Linked DNA regions of Homo sapiens: region 2 is linked to region 1. Evidence: chromatin loops called from intact Hi-C (ENCODE). Cell type or tissue: tibial artery. All regions are shown on one strand.

Region 1 (5,000 bases):
CCTTGAAAGAAACCAACTCTGCCCACACCTTGACATGGGCTTCTAGCTTCCAAGACTTGGGGAAAGAAATGCCTGTTGTTTAAGCCACTCAGTCTGTGGCACTATGATATGGCAGCCCTGGCAAACTAATACAATACAACTATTGGACCCACTTTCCAGATGAGAAACAAAGCTCTGAGAGTTAGTGCCTCCCCAGGCTCCACAGCTGGCAAGCCATGGAGTCGGCCTGGAACCTTCCTACCTCTCAGGGGTGGCCTCATGTCCTAAACCTGAATGTAGCTACAGTCTATCAGAAATGACCCCTCCAAACCCCCAGGCTGCTACCAGAGCAGACATTACTAATTCATCCCAGAGCACTCTCACTCAGCCCAGATGTGGCCTCAGTCTCTCTAATCGATTCCCATGCAGATGTGGCCTCAGTCTCTCTAATCAAGATTCCCATGGATGGGCCAGCAATGGCCAGAGGGACACTTTTCTGGGCACAGCTCAGTGGAGCCTGCCTAAGGCTGCCTTATTTGGGTCACTCTTTTTTTTGGGGAGGTGTGCATTCTGAGGCTCTACGGGGGTCATTATGGTGCAAAGATTACCCCAGATGGCACCTGTGGTTAACTTACTAGCACAACTGTTACATGGGGTCTATAAGATAGGAAGTCAGGACTCTGCATAGAGAGTCATCCTGGCTCACGTGACCCCCAGGGTAGGGCTGGGCCACAAAGGGGAAAATTACTGATAAATATTATCTTCAAAGAAACCCTCCTCCCCTACACAATGCTAAGCCATTGAAGTTTATCAAAACCACAGCGTTGGAGTCAAGTGATTCTCATGCCTCAGCCTCCCGGGTAGCTGAGACTGCAGGTGCACGCCACCACACCAGGCTAATTTTTGTATGTTTTTTAGTAGAGACGGAGTTTTCACCACGTTGGCCAGGCTGGTCTTGAACTCCTGAGCTCAAACAATCCGCCCTCCTTGGCCTCCCAAAGTGCTGGAATCGCAGGTGTGAGCCACTGTGCCTGGCTTTTTTTTTTTTTTTTTTTTTTTAAGCTCCCTGGTAATTTTCTCAGAGGCTGAGAACCCCTGATATAAACTTCACCGGAATCTGGGGCTGCAGAGGGGTTCCTGGGTTGGAGGGTTGCCATAGCTTCTTCTCCGTTTCTTGATGGGGCAAGCCTCCTCCTACTACAGGACCTTTGCGCAGGCTGGTCCTTCCACCTCCACAGTTTGCAGGCTCCCAATCCTCCCTTAGGCCTCAGCTTTAATACCTCCTCCTTCAGGCTGTCATTCCCTGATTACCTGCCTCCCTCCCTCTTCCCTCTCACTGTTCCCTCTTCATTCCCTTCCAATCTCTTGTAATGCTTCCTAAGTTTGCATTCCGGGGCATTTTTTGTTTGTTTGTTTACTGTATTTCTCCCCACTAAACAGTGAGCTCATGTGATCCATGACTATCTCTATGCCCTTCACCATTGGACCCCCAGGGCTGAGCACAGGGCTCAGCACATACTAGGTGCTCATTAAATATATAGTGAAATAATTTAATGGCAAAAACATGCATTCTCCTTCCTCTCTGAGCCTCACTGTGTTGTGAGGATTAAATGAGTTAATTGCTGTAAAGTGCTTAGAAAGTTCCACCTCGTGTTAATTAAATGAGCTGGCACTGAGCAAATGCTGAGCACATGGCCTGACCCACAGAACATTTTCATTGCTGGTGAATAATTACCATTATTATTATCACTGTCATTGTCATTGTTGGTATTATTTATCCTCTATTCAGCGCAGAGTAGGCGCTTAATAAAACTGTGAACTACCGAAGTGATGTAGCCTTGGACCAGCCACAGGGATGGAGGATGTGGCTGCTGGAGGAAGCCTCCAGGCCAGTCTGATGTGGTGAGGATAGCATGGCTCAGAGAGGGGAATGCACTGCCCCAACGTCACCCAGCAAGTCTAAGCGAGATCCAGCCCCAGAAATCTAGGCTTTCCTCTCTACTCATGGCCGCATGCCCTTGGGCATAGCTCTTCCCCTCTGGGCCCTTGTTACATCTGTGTAATGGGCCTGGGGTTGCAGCAGGGATAGGGAGGTTAGACACAGGTCGGTCCCCAGCCCCCAAGTTTGCCCCATGGTGACATGGGTGGCCACTTGGTGGCACTGTGGAGTCACCACCGACTGGCAGCCACCCGAGGAGCCCCAGTCCAGTGCAGCTTGGCCAGGAGACCTCAGAGGGTGCTCTGCGCTGACCTCCTTCCAGGTGGGGAAACTGAGGCCCAGAAAGGGGCAGCCATGCCTTTACCAAAGTCATGCAGCTAGTCTAAGAAGACTTTAAAAGGTAGTTTATTGAACACCTACTATGTGCCAAGTTTGCAACTGTATCATCCAGTTTCCACAACAACCCAAAGGCAGGAGATAGTCTTTCCATATTCCAGATGAGGAAACTGAGGCACCAAGAGCTTAAGTGGAAATATGGGAGCAATGACAATCATGACAGTAGTGGTTAATATTGAGTAAGTGCAACACATGTAAACAATGGCAATGAGTCAGGCCAGTCCCACAACCAATCCAAGACTTGGACACCAGTACTGACCCATTTTACAGAGATGGAAACTGAGGCTCAGAAAGATGAAACCATTTGCAGAGATCACACAGCCAGGAAGTATCTGCTGCCAGGACATGTCCCTGCCCAGAGGGAACCAGGCCTAATTCCTATCTACTCTCTCCCCAACATTCCAGCCTCAGCCTCAGGCAAGCTTGGGCCAGCATAGCCAGACCTAGGCCTCCAGGGATCAGGGAAGGCTCAGCCTCTTCTCAAAACCCACAGCCTGTCTAGACCAGGCTCCTTCCTGTGGGCTGCCATCAGGGGTCTGGGTGACCACTGGAATTTGGGGGCATGAAGGCGTCCCTGCTTCTCCCCACATCGCCCAATAGCCCCTGCTCCAGATGTGAGCAAGGGTTGCTGCCGTGAGTCCTGGGATGGTCTCCAGGTCTCTTAAGGAAGAAGAAGCAGAGCAGAGGCAAGGAGGGAGACGTGGGGTGGGGGATACAGAGCAAAAGTGACAGAGAGATCATGAAATAGACGGAGACGCAGCGTAGAGACAACGACAGGAAGAGAACAAGAGAGAGCGCCAGAAAAACAAATTAAATCAAAACCGAACAAAACAGAGAGGGAGCGACAGAGCCAGAAAGAAGGGAGTGAAGAGAGGTGCATATTGAGATGGAGACAGACAGACAGATGACGGGGATACAGACTGAGAGAGAGACAGAGACTGGGAGCCAGGAAATCGCAGAGACAGACAGGGACAAAGCGGCGGGGTGCCACAGAGACAGGGAGAGATGCGAGGAGGGGCAGAAGATGGAGACCCGGGGTGAGACAAGGACCAAGGGGCACGAGAGCAAATTCTGGGGTAGCAGACCAGGAGGTCAGGCAGAGACTCAGCAGAGAAGGAAAGGCCGGAGGAGGCTGAGAAGAGAAAAAATGATCAGAGAGAGAGAAGCAAAGAGGAAGGCGACAACATACAGAGGGCAGAGGAAGGGGAATAGAGGAGGGAGGAAGACCAGACAGTCAGAGGGTGGAGGCCAGGGCACGACGAGGGTAGCGGCGGGATCAGGGGTCCTCCCACCCCGTGGACCCTGAACTGGCCCCTGTCCACTGGGCAGCCAGGGTCTTCCACCCACCACCTGCCTCCATACCCCAGAGCTTTTCCCTCCCAGCAGGGGCCTGGCCAGGGTCCTGGAGGGCAAAGGTCAGGTGGGTGGACTCGCCGGAGCCCCCAGGAAGGCATCTTTCATTTCCGCCTGCTCAGCAGGCTCCAAGCACATCGTTTGCATAAAACAATATTCCTGTGGGGGATGCTAATGCGCCCTGCTATTTTTGCCTCTCCTGGATTGTGGTTTGCATACATTTGCATACCCTGGGAGAATTAAGCAGGAATCATGTAAATGAGCCCACCAGCTTGGAGGCGAAGGGGGACCTGGGCTCCCTGCCTCCCGACAGGCTGTGCTGGCCACATCCTTCCCCTGGGGTCACCCTGGCAGGACAGGTTAACATGGAAGGATCAGCTACATGTCTCTCCCAACCTAAGGCTGCTGTCCACTCCAGGTTTGGGGTAGCCAGAGGCAGTTTTCAAAAACCCAGATCTGAGCCTGTCACATCCTTCTTTAAACCTTCCATGGCTTTTGGAATCCTAGGATGGAGGCCAAACTCTCCCTCTCCCCCATAGCCACAAAGACCAACCCCTACCAGCCCCTCTAACCCACACTCTCTTCCTCCCCAGCCTCCACCCACAATGGAACTTCCTCCCGTCAGGGCTTCCCCTCACCACACTTCTGCAAACCACAGGGCCTTTGTACATGCTGTCCCCACTGGCTGCAATGTTTTTCCTTCTTTCTCTTCACTTCCTTACAGCTAACTCATCCTTCAGACTCCAGGCCAAGTACCATTTCCATAGGGACGCCCTTCCTGTCATCTCTGACCTTATCCCTCCATGAAGTACCCTGTTAGGTAGCTGGAATTATTATCAATGCAATAACTTCCTTTGTGCCTGACTCCTCCATGAGACTGTGAGAGCCACTGCCCCCGACACAATACCTAGCGGTGCCGCCAGGTGTTCCTGGCCTTAGTTTAGGTTCCCAATTAATATTTGTTAAATGAAGGTGGCAGACCTGCAAATTTAGCCTCGAACCTGGAGTCCTCAGGAGCCCAGCCCCCAACTCCAGTGGTACACAAGAAGTTTTTAAAAATATATTAATTGAGAACCTACAGCGTGCCAAGCACTGGGTAAAGTATTTGACATATACTGTCTTGGGGACGCCTCTACATCTCTACAAGGGAGGTGTGGAAATTGTGTGCATGTTACGGAAAGTAGGGCCTCTGGGAAGGAAGGCCACCAGGTTCAGGTCACACAGCATGCCTGTGGCAGAGCTAGCAGTCCACCCCAGATTCGTGTGCCCTAGAGGCCTTAGCCCGATCGCTGCACATTTTCCCCTGACCTTCTGGGTGACACGCACCCAGCAC
Region 2 (5,000 bases), 230 kb after region 1:
GCAGGCTTCACCCTCAGCACAGCAGAGTGGGGAGCAGTTTCACTCACTCCCTCATTTATTCAGTTACTCACTGGGCACCCCCTTTGCACTGACGGGAGCCAGACCCGGCCATGCCCTGTGGGAACTCACAGCCTAGTAAGCAATTCAGGTGGCACAGGGAGTTGTAGGGACCTAGAGGAGGCCACTGACCCAGCCGAGGGACCATCAGGAAGGCTTCCTGGAGGAGGCAATGTCTCACCTGAGACTTGGAAAGGAAGCAGGAGTGATATCAAGAAGAGGGAAAAGTGTCACAGGCAGAGGAACACACCAAGCAAAGGCCTGGGGGTGGGACGAACCCAATCATCCGGCCCATGCGAGCTTCTCCTGTCCCCCTGCCGCTGCACCCTCACCAGCTCCCTCTCTCTCCCATTCCTCCTTCAGGTCCCGATTTCAACTTCTCTTCCTCCAGGAAGGCTTCCCTGATTTTGCACGAGTACACACACACACACACACACACACACATACGGTGAGTGCATTTACCTGGTCTTTGCCTTCGGGCACGTACCAGAGTATAACTTAAGCTCAAAAGTCATCTCCTCTGCATGGGGTACTTTTTTCCATAGCCCAATGCCGAGAACAGTCCTGGCTCATAGTAGGTACTCAACAAATGTTTGTTGATTGAATAAGTGTGAGAGAAGACACGAAGGCATGCGTGCACCTGTTGGAACGAAAGAGCTGCAGGAGCTTGAGAGTTTAGTGTGGGAGTGCCTGGCCCCCTCAATGCAGGGGCTATGACCAACCCAGACACCACATATTATCGTGGTCAGAGGCACAGAGGCCCTGAGACAAATCCTGCCTCTGTCTGTTCCCAGCTCTGTGACCTTAAGAGACTCTCTTAGCCTCTCTTGGTCTCAGTTGCCTCATTGGTAAACTGGGTTCTCAAGAGGTTTAAATGAGGTCATATAGAAAGTGCAATCAAAAGAGTGCCCAGCACATTCAAGATACTCAATCTGTGTGGTCGGTGTGTTATTATTTTTCTCCACCTCCCCGGCATTCAGCCCTAGACCAGGCAATCATGAGCTGTCAATCAATGGAGATACTACCATCATCACCATCACTCAGAAAGATGGATCAGACCATGAGAACTTGTCACCTGATGATAATCATAAACCCTGACATTCACATGGGCCTGAGAAGTTACCAAGAGCTTTTCCTGGGTGCTGCTCCTCCAGGTTTCAAGGGCAGGTGGGGGCCCAGCCCAGAACTCTCTCTCTTCAGCCTCCCTTTGGAGCTTCATACAGCAGGCTCATCCTCTGCTTCTCCACCCCTCACTACCTGACTTCCAGCCAGTTCAGTTCCACTGTGAACTCTGGGAGAGATGGACAGCTTGGCGATGGGAATGTCAGTGCAGCCTCAGGCCAGAGAGCCACTGCTCAGTGGAAAAGTGGTCTCTGGTCCTGGGCGATGGAACAGCATTTCCAGGCCTGGCAGGACCTGTCAAAGGCCCTGTCCTAGAGACACATCTGTACCCTCCACGCCTCACCCGTCTCTGGGATCCTCAGCCTGGGTCCCCCAGCCATGCTGGGATTTAGAACCAATATTTTTAGAAAGCACAGCTGAGGCTTTTTAACAAGGTTATGCATTAATTCAACAAACATTCCCGGCTTGGGTGCTGGAGAAGCAGAAATGAAGTCGATACAGCCTCTGCATCAAAGAGCTCACACTTTAAGTAGGAAGGAAGGTGGCAGCTTTGGCGAGAACATGGGGCTTTGGGGGAGCAATCAGGGCAACTCACAGCCAAAACATTGAAGCAAAGATGTGGAGAAGAAGGAATTAGCAAAGGCAGAGGGAGTTTCAGGCACAAGGAACAGCAGGTGCAAAGGCTTGGTGGCTGGAGAAAATGGAGAGAACTTGAAAAATGTGGCAGGACTGGAGTAAAGACAACGGTTGGGGAGGCAGAGTGTGGCAAGAGAGGGGCATCTTCTTCCAAGACTTCCCTTTATTGGAAGGCAAAGCCAAGGAGAGATTTGGTCTTACAGATACTTCATTCATTCATCTGCATGGTCATTCAACAGTTACTGACAGCATCCTGAGTCAGGCATAAGGTGGGTCCTGGGCAGAGGGAAACAAACAAGGGAAGGGCATGAGATGGGTGGGAAAGTAGGGGATGTGGGGCACAGCAGATGGGGAAGGCATCAGGGACGGCTCCCTGGAGGAGAGGGCTCCAAGCAATCTGAAAAAAATGCCTCCTCCTACCTCTAAACTGAGCTCAGGTATCCAGGGGAATATCAGCCCCAAAGCTCTCACCCCCATCAGTGGCAGGGAAGGTCCAAAATTCTCCAGGGAGCTGCTTATCCACTCATTCATTTGTCCATTCATTCATTCATTCATTCATTCATTCATTCATCATTTCACCCAGCATTTGCTCAGACAGACAGAAAACCCAGCCCTGCCCTTAGAGGCTCCCAGCACCACTGAAAAGGAGACAAAGGCATGAATAAGCAAACAGAAGTCAGTATCAATGGCGGTGGAACATGGACATCCAACACTAGCTGTCAGCACAACCTCCTGAGAGTTTTATAAAACACAGTTTCCCTGGGCCCGACTGCGAGCCACTGACTCTACCTCATGGAGTCAGTCCAGGGAATCTGCATCCTAAAACTCCTCAGGGACTGGAGATGGCTCAGCCTGGCACTTGCCTGCTGACGGTCATTTCAGAATCCGTCTGTGCCAGGAGCACCAAGTCCCTGAGGGACTGGTAGAATCAGGTGGCAGCCGGGGACAGGCCTCTGCTGACTTCAGGTCTTATTTTAGCCTCTGGCATGTCCCCAGGAGGCCCCACAGGAGGGGGCCGAGGATTTTACAGGAGGGATTTGCACGGGTATTTTCAGTCTAGATGGAGGATCAGCCTGGCCATAGCCAGCCCCGCAGTTAGAGAAACCAGGCACTGAAGTCTAATAGTACCCACCACCCACCCTGGAGAAGCTGGCCTCCTGGGCCTCCCTGAGCCCTGGGGTGGAGACTCGCTGTCAGAGATGAGCTGAGAGACCTGTGTGGGCCTCTGAGCAGATCTGGCATCTGGCAGCTTGGAACAGCTAGAGACTATGTTTGCAAAAGATGGGTGAGGGAGGCTGGGGGTATCATCTCCATTTCACAGATGCAGAAACTGAGGCTTGGAGAGGCCAAGGCCATTGCCATACCCTGAGTCAACCCCAAGTCCTTGTAACAGTGAACTAGGTCTTTGCTAAAAAGACAGCCCCGGTGCCTAACAGATGTCATTCCAAGCCAATGATTAATAAATAATGCTAACACTCGATGCTGGTAACCAGCCAATGCTTACATGAAGCGTGGATAGGCCAGGCACCATTCTCAGCACTGGGCATATTTTACCACTAACTCCTCTTCATCCTCACCAACACCTACAAAGCAGGCAGTAATAGTATGCCCATTTGACAGATGAAATGAACTTGGGAGTTGGGCAGAAAGATCCACGGAGCCCCAAGTCCCCAGTGAGTCTTTCCCTCCCCAGACCACCTTCCCAAACCCTCCCAGCCCTCATGCTTATTCTGATAAACCCTCCAAAGCCCGGATTAGTAAAGGGGTTAACAAGGTGGATGGCACCCCCCAGGCTTGGTTTGCACCTGCCAGTTAGAGGCAGAAGGCAGTCTGGGGTCAATGGACAAAGCCAGGCACGAAGTCCAAAGCATGGGTTTGAATCCCAGCCCCGCCCTGGCCTTCCTGAGCCTCAGTTTCCTCTGCTGAGAACTGGAAGCATCTATTCCCACCCCAAGTACCACCTAGCATGGCAGGTAGGGTCAAGAGAGCAGGAATACGCTTCTCCACCTGCAGATGAGGAGGCTGAGGCCCAGAGAGGGGTTGGCAGATGCTCAGGGACCCCTGGCTGGGCTGGGAGCAAATGAGCTCTTGTGAATCACATGCCCCTGTCAGAATAACAATGAAGGGGGAGCCGAGAAACAATGAGGGCCCAGTTGACTCTGCCCAAGGGGCAGTCGGCACAGGTCTGTCTGACTCCTGGGCTGATCTGACCGTTCTCAGCAACAGAAGTAGGGGAAGGCATAGGTACTGGGGTTTCAGCCAGTCTCCTACTAACCAGCTGGGTGACCTTGGACTACTTACTAAACCTCTCTGAACCTCTCTTTTCTCAGCCTCAAAATGGGGACAATCACAGTAAGGCGGTTGCGAGAACCCAGGAAGGCAGGAGGTGTGGAGTTGCCTTTTCCAGATGGAGCACTGGGAACTCAGGCTCTGGGGTGGGGAAGGGACTTGCCCAAGATCACAGGGCACCCATGCAGCTGAGCAGAAGCTTGTCTGCGGCTTCTCCCCCACCCACAGGCCTGAGGAGGAGGGGCCCCGCCTCTGGTGGTGGGGAGGTGGGATGAGGGAAGGGTTCCCTGAAGCACGGGCATCGCAAACCGCAGGACTGGCATTTGCAGGGATGGCATTCCAGGTGGGGGAGCCGGCCTAGGCAAAGGCCGAGGGGCTGGACGGCACTGAGAATGTGCGGAGACCAGCATGACATTTAGACGGCTAGAGCGAAGGAGGCGGGAACGTCTGCAAGTAGGTGTGTGCAAGGTGGCTTTTCCATCAGCATGTGTGCGTGTGTGTGCTTACACACGTGCATGAGTGTGAGTGCGACTTCTCGGCCGCAGAGTCCCCCATTAACGCTCCGGTATTTGTTTGTTCAGTTCCGCTGTCCCATCGGCCCTGCTGCCTCTCTGCACCCCGTTTGCCAGTCGGCTCCCTCTCCCTCTCCCGAGGTCTCCATGCGTCATTAAAACCGAAACAAGCCCCTGCTCTGATGGTTAAACCAGATGCCCAGGCCCCATCCTGCCTGGGCCCCATCTCAGGGTCAGAATGAGCCACGGAGCTGCTGGGGAGGCCCCGTCCAGCTGCATCAGCCCGTGGGGGGCCTGGGGTCCCAAGAGGGACAGGGCCAGACGAGGGGAAACCCAATCCGTGACACATGGAGATCATTTGCAGAAGGAACAAAATCCGTGACC

What was found. Hi-C counts contacts between places; a loop is a spot of excess contacts. Peaks named below come from ENCODE experiments on the same cell type or tissue, not always from the same donor. Only the 100,000 strongest peaks of a DNase experiment are listed, where the experiment ranks them.
Region 2: a loop joins it to region 1, with 2.5 times the contacts of the local background. A loop is called at or near these places in 3 of 110 quality-filtered maps.

The regions. Positions count from the first base shown.
Region 1 is chr22:27,403,956-27,408,955 of GRCh38, forward strand. No RefSeq gene overlaps it. Among named protein-coding and RNA genes, the nearest start is that of LINC02554, 96 kb to the left of the region's middle. RefSeq lists an enhancer at 3,709-4,261. In tibial artery, a CTCF peak has its summit at 2,122 (motif pointing right); no DNase peak of the experiment used is centred here.
Region 2 is chr22:27,634,566-27,639,565 of GRCh38, forward strand. No RefSeq gene overlaps it. Among named protein-coding and RNA genes, the nearest start is that of CPMER, 78 kb to the right of the region's middle. RefSeq lists enhancers at 2,849-3,349, 3,562-4,366, 4,367-5,000. In tibial artery, no CTCF peak of the experiment used is centred here; a DNase peak (open chromatin) is centred at 2,719; H3K27ac peaks cover 2,601 bases.